Linked DNA regions of Homo sapiens: region 2 is linked to region 1. A link is a contact called in ENCODE Hi-C or POLR2A ChIA-PET data. All regions are on one chromosome and are shown on one strand. Each heading gives the region's core, a stretch centred on a gene start or an enhancer-like site at or near the end of the contact. The rest is flanking DNA. Distances are from core to core; before and after follow the strand shown. Region 1 overlaps CDK19 (cyclin dependent kinase 19). Region 2 overlaps LOC105377941 (a long non-coding RNA gene).

Evidence for each region. A loop is a pair of places that touch in the nucleus more often than their neighbours do. ChIA-PET counts read pairs that join two places held with the same protein, here RNA polymerase II (POLR2A). Pooled maps may share reads with other maps.
Region 2: a loop to region 1 is called in a pooled map, with 2.2 times the contacts of the local background. The contact joins two enhancer-like sites. A Hi-C loop is called at or near these places in 2 of 50 pooled maps. POLR2A ChIA-PET finds 5 or more read pairs at or near these places in 4 of 52 experiments (A673, GM12878, HEK293 and 1 more).

The regions. Positions count from the first base shown.
Region 1 is chr6:110,680,287-110,685,232 of GRCh38, reverse strand. All of the region lies in intron 2 of CDK19 (cyclin dependent kinase 19), which reads left to right. Among named protein-coding and RNA genes, the nearest start is that of CDK19, 130 kb to the left of the region's middle. Within about 2 kb of position 2,703, at least 7 of the 41 ENCODE cell types and tissues checked have a DNase peak (open chromatin) inside an H3K27ac peak, as active enhancers do.
Region 2 is chr6:110,587,786-110,592,731 of GRCh38, reverse strand. It overlaps LOC105377941 (a long non-coding RNA gene), which reads right to left. Exons shown (of 4, transcript XR_942866.3): 4 at 3,636-3,853. Among named protein-coding and RNA genes, the nearest start is that of SLC22A16, 110 kb to the right of the region's middle. RefSeq lists an enhancer at 1,810-1,869. Within about 2 kb of position 2,716, at least 3 of the 41 ENCODE cell types and tissues checked have a DNase peak (open chromatin) inside an H3K27ac peak, as active enhancers do.

The DNA of each region.
Region 1 (4,946 bases), core at 1,454-3,953:
ATTAAGGTGAGAATTAATGAATGATATTTAAGAAGCAGAGTATGTAGCACTTGGTGAGTGAACACTGGTTATAAGGTTTTCTTTTCTTTTTTTTTGAGACAGAGTTTCGCTGTGTCGCCCAGGCTGGAATGCAGTGGCACAATCTTGGCTCACTGCAACCTCTGCCTCCTAGGTTCAAGAGATTCTCCTGCCTCAGCCTCTTGGGTAGCTGGGACTACAGGCACAAGCCACCATGCCTGGTAATTTTTGTATTTTTAGTAGAGATGGGGTTTCGCCATGTTGGCCAGCCTGGTCTCTAACTCCTGACCTCAGGTGATCCACCTGCCTCAGCCTCCCAAAGTGCTGGGATTACAGGTGTGAGCCACTGTGCCTGGCTGATGATAAGGTTTTCAGCCTGCCTTGATGATTGGGAAATGTTGGCATCATTGCAGGTATAGTAAACACACTAGGAGGTAAAGTTGGGCAAGTGATACTCAGTTTTGGATCTGTGGATTTTGAGTTACAGTGGGATATTCTCTTGGTTGTATTGTATGATGCATCTTGGGAAATTGATGTCAGTTTAGGAGTGACATTAGGGCTAGAGATTGAGATTTGGGATTCTCCATAGAAGGAGCAGCTAAAGCTCAGGTCCATGGGTAAGATGTTAAGAAAAACTGTGGAATGGAGAAGGACAAGAAAACTAGGGACAGAATTTGGAGAATAAGTCGATACTTTTTTCTTTTAAGCCAGAATCTAAATAAGGAATTTTAGGTTAGTTTCACCCACGTCCCCCACCCCTTATTCCCCACCCCCCACCCCACCATTCTATTTCAAGGAGAGAAAAGGATAAATAAGAAGGACATAAACATTTGTTAGTAGTTGATTATCGAAATCCCAAGGGACTGAAAGACTGCCTAGGGTCTTATAGCAATGCAAAATCAACAACAACAACAAAAATAAATAAAGAAGACTACATAGAGTCAAATGCAAATTTCATTTTGTTTAACTGTCAAGGTAGGAAGGTTTTTGACAAGGAGGGTTGCAAGCAAAAGTTTACTTAATGAATCAGTAAATGAGTTAGAATACCCCTCAGAATTCCAGGTAATTAAGATTTTACTTTGTAAACTCTTTGTTTTAGTTTGTATCTGTTTCATTTTTCATATTTAAATTGTGTATATTCAGAGTGCCCTTGATTTATAAGAAGTATATCCAATTTTCTCATGGGATATGTTAATAAAAGATTAAGGCTGGGCATGGTGGCTCATGCCTGTATTCTCGGCACTTTGGGAGGCTGAGGCAGGTGGATCACCTGAGGTCAGGAATTTGAGACTAGCCTGGCCAAGGTGAAACCCCATCTCCACTAAAAAAAAAAAAAATACAAAAAATGAGCTAGACATGGTGGCATGTGTCTGTGATCCCAGCTACTCGGGAGGCTGAGGCAGGAGAATCACTTCAACCCGGGAAGTGGAGGTTGCAGTGAGCTGAGATCACGCCACTGTACTCCAGCCTGGCAACAGAGTGAGACTCTGTCTCCAAAAAAAAAAAAAAAAAAGATTAAATACTTATACTAAAAAAGAATAGGTATGCTCTCATAGTCAAGGAGATGTGAATTTCTTATTTATCGCAAAGCTTACTTGGTTTCAGATATCTCTCTTAGACCAAGTACATGCAGAATTTAAAAGTCAGAGAGAAAATGAAACCAGATTGTTGAAAAATGGGAAAGGAAATAACTTTCATATAGCCATTTTATTATTATAGAAACTACTAAGTGGGTGTTTCATGGACTTTGGCAAGGAAATGCTGTGGCATTTTCCAACTCAGCCTCACTCTCTAAGTATCTCTGATGTCAAAGCTAACCGGAGTGGTTAGCATTGAAATTTTCACTTAAGTACAACAATGACAACAGCCACTGTTTATCAAGAACAATGCCAGGCATTCTACCTGGATTATCCGATTTACTCTTCATAACATTCTTGCAAATAGTGGTGGTTAAAAATGATAATAAAAGCTATAATTTGTCAAATGCTTAATTCGTTCCAAGCATCGTGCTATGTACTTTTTTTTTTTTTTTTTTTTTTTGGAGACAGTCTTGCTCTGTTGCCCAGGCTGGAGTGCAGTGGCACCATCTTGACTCACTGCAACCTCCGCCTCCTGGGTTCAAGTGATTCTCCTGCCTCAGCCTCCCGAGTAGCTGGGACTACAGGCGCCCACCACCATGCCTGGCTAATTTTTGTATTTTTAGTAGAGATTGGGTTTCACCATATTGGCCAGGCTGGTCTCGAACTCCTGACCTCAGGTGATCCACCTGCCTTGGCCTCCCAGAGTGCCAGGATTAGAGGTGTGAGCCACCGTGCCTGGCCCACTGTGCTGTGTATTTAATCTATTTATATTAATTTATTCTTTGTGGAAACTGTTTATGTTTGTAAGTAGACATCTTATTCTTCTATGAGATTCAGAAGAGTTAAGCAACTTGCCTTATGTCTTAACTGCTGCTAGTAAGACAGGATTCAAACTCAGCCTCTGATTCTAAAACCTATATTTTTTGCATTTTACTTACTGCCTCACTGTCATTTCAACTGGGTGGCAAAGGGGAACATTGACCTCCCTGGAGCTTATGACTGGTAACCAGGAAGTGTCACTGAAGTAAAATGAAGCAGAAGATTTAGGGCCACCTTGAACCAGAGCTGTGTTAGTCTGTACAGACCCCTTTTCAGAGTATGAGTGCCACCTGCTGGAAGGTTATGATGAATCTCATGTGTTTATAAAGAGCAGCTTCCAAAAGGCCTGTCGTAGGTGTGAAAGTGTCAACTTTCAAATACTAATTCTTAATTTACAGTTTTAGGAGTATTGGAACATTTTGGAATTAGGCAAATCTCCTATTTGCCATAAAACACCCTACTTCATTTACCTTCAGTTCTTTGGGAAGGGGAAAGAGGTGTTAAGACATTTTAAAAAATGATACTCAGTGCTTTCTAAAATAAAGTCGGTGATACTGTTCTCACTGAGGGGAAAGATTGATGGTCAAATGAATCACACTGTTACTTAAAAGAGATCAAAAAAGAATAGAAAATTGGATTTACTTTGAGATAAGTGAGTAATTGAAGTATAAGAGGATCTTTCCATTCAGAATGCCCTTGAAAAAGGAGTCAGGGACCCATGAGGGCATCATAGACTTGGAGAACAGAAAGTGAAAAGGGAAGAAAGATGTATACATAAAAATACGAATGGATTCTGGAATTTTTAGTCTAGTACAGACTCTCTAAATTGAGTCAGGATCTAGAGAAAGTTTAGAATTCTAACTGTAGATTATTTTACATTTAGGACAGTGAAAAGTGGACACTTTAAAAATAGCTACTTACATGCTTTGAAAGGAGCTCAGATAAAATATTGGCATGTTCATTGAACATTCTTCATTAGGCTCCAGTGGGATCATGTTACTATGCTGTGAGTATCTGGCATGGAAGATGTTATCATATAATATGAGACACAGGAAAATAATGGTCTACTTAATTGCTGTTTAAGTATGATTACACGTATTTGTAGTTGTATGATGTCATGTTGAACAAACATTTGTTAGACAAGAGATTAAAGTCCGTTGGTAAAATCTGATTTTGCCAAGAGATGGGGAAAGTACAAGTATGGCCATCTCCTTTCACTGTGTCCCTTCTCAGATAACCATGTAAAAAGAAGCTGAGATAGTATGATAGTGTCTTATTTTGGTAGGTGGATTTCTGGAAAGTTCTGTCTTCTGGTGTGTGTATGTATTTGTTTTTAAATTATAAGAGTAATGCTCATTGAAGAAAACTTGTAAAATAGAAAAAATAGAAATATAAATTATGCATAATCTCACACCCAGAAATAACTATTGTTAATGTTTTGGCATATTTCTGTTTGTTTTTTGTTTTTTTGAGACAGAGTCTCACTCTGGTGCCCAGGCTGAAGTGCAGTGGTGCGATCTTGGCTCACTGCAACCTCTGTCTCCCGGGTTCAAGCGATTGTCCTGCCTTAGTCTCTCGAGTAGCTGGGACTACAGGCATGCGGTACCACGCTCGGCTGATTTTTGTATTTTTAGTAGAGACGGGGTTTCATCGTGTTGGCCAGGCCAGTCGTGAACTCCTGATCTCAAGACATCAAGTGATCTGCCTGCTTCGGCCTCCCAGACTGCTGGCATTACAGGTGTGAGCCACCACGCCCAGCCCATTTTCTGTTATTTATATCTCTTTATATTTTATTTTATTTTATTTATTTATTTATTTTGAGACAGAGTCTCACTCTGTTGCCCAGGCTGGAGTGCAGTGGGACGATCTCTGCTCACTGCAACTTCTGCTTCCCAGGTTCAAGTGATTCTCCTGCCTCAGCCTCCTGAGTAGCTGGGATTACAGGCATATACCACCACACGTGGCTAATTTTTGTATTTTTAGTAGGGACGGGGTTTTGCCATGTTGTCCAGGCTGGCCTCGAACTCCTGGCTTCAAGTGATCTGTCCACCTCGGCCTCCCAAAGTGCTGGGATAACAGGTGTGAGCCACTGCACCCAGCCTGTGGTCCTTTTACATTATATCACAACGTTATAGTCTTTCCTCGAGTAATTAAAATATTTTAGTATATATATTTGAGGCTACAATATGTGGCTATTTACCATAATTTACTTATCAGTTTTCTTATTATTGAACATTTAGGTTGTTTACTGTTGTTGTTCATTTGTTTCTTTCAGTAAACAACAGTAGGAAAGTTAACTTCTTTGTTTTTTTCAGTAAACAGAGGTAGTGAATACACTCTTGTGTGATGTTTATCTAGAGCCTAGCATTTTCTTAGTAAACTGGCCTTGGACATAACTACTAATAAGGTTAATATCTGCTTCACTTGTGTTCCCCTGTGTCCCCTGTTCCTTTGTGTTATTTTCTTTAGGATTTTGTAGCACTTATTGTGCTCACAGCCCTTTCAGGAAATACCCTCATAGCACTCCTT
Region 2 (4,946 bases), core at 1,467-3,966, 93 kb after region 1:
TCCATGAAGCCTCCCTAATTACTCCAGCTCCCATTGAGCAACCTTTTTCAAGAATTTATCCTAGATACCCAGGCTGAACCATGTGGTTTGGCATTTAATTGTATACACCTATATTTTTCTCATATTAGCTCATGTTTTCTCTACCCCACCCCATTGAAAGAAAGTAGTAGAGATGGTGGAAATGATAAGAGTACTGTTTAAGTCAGTAGTTCTCTGTCAGACCTTCCTCCCCTTTTTACAAGAAATATTTTTGTTATGCCCTTTATCTATCATGAAAATCATAGATAATATAATTGACCTCCACATGCAATTTCCAAATACATTGATACGATACTCTAGGTGTTAATATTATAAGAGAGAATAAAAGGAAAGTAACTTACGATAAAATGCTGATGCTCCCCAGCTTATGACAGGATTACATCCATCACAAATCTAGGAGCTACTGAGTAAATATCACTTTTGCAGGATCATAAAGTTGAAAAATTGTAAGTCAAACTATCATAAGTTGGAGACCGTCTACAATGTGTATTTCATTGTATAGATGTTTGGCATGACTTCATTAGAAGCTACTACTAACTAGTAAGAAAATGCAGATTGATATGAGGTATTGTATTGGCAACTCAGATGCCACAAGCCATGGTACTATCAGTGATGTGGCTTTATTATTTATTATGATTTTTCTGTAGATCTTTTCTGTGGTCATGGTGCAACTTTCTGAAACGAGGATCAACTTTTGGTGACGTTAAAGAAAAAAAGAAGCCAATCAGCTTAGCTTGATTTATGTGGTAGTCTTATTTCTAGCAATTCAGCATATATTAAAACTATGCAAAAAGTATATTTTGTTTATATGAAAAGTGAGTTAGGTTCACTTTATTAGTTTATAAAATTATAAACAGATTTCAGGACATTCAAAAGTTGTAAAGGCTGCAGGATAATTCATTGTGGGGCACAGTCTGGCGTATTTTGGCACACCCAGCAACTCTGGCCCTCACCCTCTACAGGCCAACACTAACCCCCTATTTTTAGATAACCTCAAAAGTCCCTACAAATTTCTAGAAAGGCTCCTGGGATGTAATGGTTATAGTAAGATCCACTGACCTAAACCAAGACCCCCTGGAGATAGGATTATTACCATATAATCCAGCTTTACCCTAAGGGCCTAAGGTGAGCCCCCAAATGCCAGTTTACCGGTTCACTGCCCTGGTTCTCAAGGGGGTGCTGAGACCCATCAAAGGAGACAGCAGGTCAAACTAGGAGAGAAGGATGGTCTGCTTCCCCCTCAGGTTTCCATTTGTTCCATGCAGCAGTTGAGTTCCCATGCATACTTCTGTTTGAACAAAGGGTTCCTCCATTTTAAGAAGTGTTACATATGTTTTGGCAGTTGTGTGCAGCTTTATAATTGCCTTTCTGGGAGGGGACATGTTTATCTTCTCACCCCATCATGCCAGAAGTGAATGTTCAATTCAATTCTTGTTTATAGTTTCCACCTCTCTATTGAGACTCCCTGTCTGTTGAGTCATTGTCATTATAGTTTTCTTTAATTATTTGAACATATATGTAATAGCTGCTTTGAAGTCTTTGCTGAAACTAACTTCTGGGCCCACGCAGGGTCAATGAGTACTGCTGGTCCCTCATCTGAACCTCATATCTCAGGGTTCAGTCAGCACATTCACTTCCTGTGGTCAAAACTTCGTGGGAGACCACATCATTGTTCATAACCACTTTTAAAATTCATCATGAGAAATCCCTGTCCAAGGAGAGAAACCTCTGATGATGGAACAGCTGAGGAGAGATGACTCTGGGCTGAGAAAGAAGTATTAAGCAGGGCTGGGTGGCCTGGCTTGGTGGTCCGGGCCTTCTGGAGGCACTGCAATGCTGGGCATCTCCAGGAAGAAAGAAGACCCCTCCCACTAGCACTTCTTCCTCTTGCCAGCAGAGAGAGAGGATGCAGCGGGCCTGGACTCAGAACATAGGAGCTGGAAAGACACAAGACTCTCTGGCTTCAAGCTCAAGAGCTGATGAATTCATCCCACAGTCAGGATGCCATGGGGGCCTGGGATGGGTTAGACATACCTAACTCCTCAGCCAGCTTCTGGTCCCCTATTGTGCTTGTGTCCACCTTGTATACATCTGCCTCGGCCTTTCCTTTCCTGTCCTTTCGTGGCTGACCCCCACCGCCCCTGCATCTAACAACTCTATTTAGTTAAACACTGCCTATATTCTATCTGTTTATAGTAGAGGCCCTCAGCCTGGGAGCTACTTGTGAATATCTTCTCTTTGATCTATTGACAGCATAACCCTCAGAGAGTCATGTTATTTCTCACATTTCCAGCTCCCGAGGGCCTGTGTTTGCGTATCTGGGTACAGAGAAATTCCCCATCTTGATGGCGAGCTCTGGAGGGCACAGCACAGCTCTGGTCAGGAAGATCTGGGTCCCAGCCCCTCCCTGGTGCATGGTGTGTATGCCCCTCGGTGAGCTCTTTGGAGCCCAGTGTGTATTAAACTGTGAAAGGAAGACCACAGGGCTCATGCCAGGGCAAAATGAGCTAAGGATCATCCAGCATCCAGCTAAGATGTTATTGACAAACATGATCACCTTTTCCTGTCTCTTCATGGCAGGGGCCTTATTTCCCGTGCACCCCTACATCATCTAGCCCAGTTCCTGGTTCTCAGTTGCTGCTCAGTAAATATTTATTAGGGGAATTACCTGATGCTGGTCTCTTCTGCTTTTTTAATTGGTGGCTTTCACATTGTGTTCAGTGCAGTTTTAGGAGTTCTGACGAGGTGCCTGAGGGCCCAAGTGGGCCAGGGTGGGTGAAGCCAGCAAGGGTAGGTGAGAACTGATAAGAGTGGACAGTGGGGGAGTGGGATGAGTTGGGCTCTAGGCCTGCCCCTATGTTCACACTGCTAGTTTGCATTTAAATTGGTATAGGAATAATATTTTCTTCCTTGAAGAAGGAATTCTGTGATTTAAAGTTTGAAAATAGGCTGGACATGGTGGCTCACGCCTGTAATTCCAGTACTCTGGGAGGCCGAGGTGGGTAGATCACCTGAGGTCAGGAGTTCAAGACCAGCCTGACCAACATGGTGAAACCCTGTCTCTACTAAAAATACACACAAAAAATTAGCTGGGCATGGTGGCACACACCCATGATCCCAACTACCCAGGAGGCTGAGGCAGGAGAATCACCTGAACCCAGGAGGCTGAGGTTGCGGTGAGCCGAGATCACACCACTGCATTCCAGCCTGGGTGACAGAGCAAGACTCTGTCTCAAAAAAAAAAAAAAAAAAAAAAAAAAGTTTGAAAATAACTGCCTATGCTTTGAATAGTTTAGAGGAGGAATTTAATTTTATGAATGATGCAAATGTCTATCTCCATCTTCATTGTCCCAAACATTAGCCATTACAATTAAATTAAAAACTCAGTTCTAAGTTCTTCAGCCACACTGTTCATATTTCAAGTACTCAGCAGCCACATGTGGCTACTGGCTACCACTTTGGGCAGCACAGATATGAACATTCTTATCATTAGGTAACTGCTCAATGTGTTCATCTTGCCTACTACCCAGAGAGAGCAGATTTTTCAAGACAGGGGAATGGCAAAAGAGAAGGAGTTTAATACACAGAGAACTGGCTAAAGGGGAGATGGGAGTTTTATTATTACTCAAATCATCCTCCTCGAAAATGTGGAAGCTAGGGTTTTGCAAGGATAGTTTGGCAGACAGAGGACTAGGGAATTGGTACTGCTGATTGGTTGGGGATGCAACCATCGGGGTGTGGAAGCTGGTCCTGGTGCACTCAGTTGGCTTCTGGGTGGGAGCCACGGAAGAGTTGCTGGTCCCGGTGGGTCCATCTGGTCAGAAAGGCAAAAGCTTGAAAAGACATCTCTAAAGGCCAATCTTAGGTTCTACAACAGTGGTGTTATTTACAGGAGTAATTGGGGAAGCTGCAAATCTTGTAACCTCTGGAATAATGGCTGGTAATCATTTAGCTATGCCTACATGGTAGCAGAGTTCAGGCCCCTCTCATTCTCCTAACCTGGTGAGCTTCGATTAGTTTTACAAAGGTGGTTTAGTTTTGAGGACTATTATCATTTAAACTATACATTTCTCCCAAAGTTAGCTTGCCCCACACCCAGGAATGACCAAGGGCAGTTTGGAGATTAAAGGCAAGATGGAATTGGTTAGGTCAGATCTCTTTCACTGTCATAATTTTCTGTTATAATTTTTGCAAAGGCAGCTTCAGTTACAGAAAGTTCTGTTAGACGTTTCTGGGTCTGTATTTTCTATTGTTTAAGTCACAGGACTTAGTAGACAGACAGTGGCTGTATTCCCTGTGCTGTAATATGTTTGTGGGCTTAAAGGGTAAGTTGAGTTGTCCATGGATGTAGGTTTGAATCCTATTTATTAACTTGCTATTAGCCTACCTGACTGGCTTTACATTCCCTCCTCTGTACCAGGGAGGTTCAGTCACATCAGAGGTTTCCATCTACTTTATCTCCGAGGGTCCCTGTGATTGTGTCTTTGTTCTCTTGGACCCACACCCATGATGGAAATGAACTGCTTTATTAGGTAATGATTGGCTTACCCTCCCACTTTTGTTAACGAAGGCTATTTATAACTACCAACAAAAACCCTTGATCAGCATACGATTATCAGAATTCTTATAGTGAGTTGAAGTAGTTCCAACCCAAACTTAGAAACAGGACATTATGGTTAGCTTAGCACCTTATCTCTAGTAATTGTACAGTTTCCATGTGGCATCTTTCAAATATTGAAAATAACTTATCAGTGTTGTTCCCTGTCTCTATTACTACCTTCTCCCACCCTTAGGTCTTGTTAGGACTGCTTAAAGTTTTTTTCAGGTTTTTAAAGAGATTCTAGGTCCAGGGAGTGAAAAGCTTTTGAAAAAATAAAGTTAACAGAGTTTATTTGAGTGAAGAACAA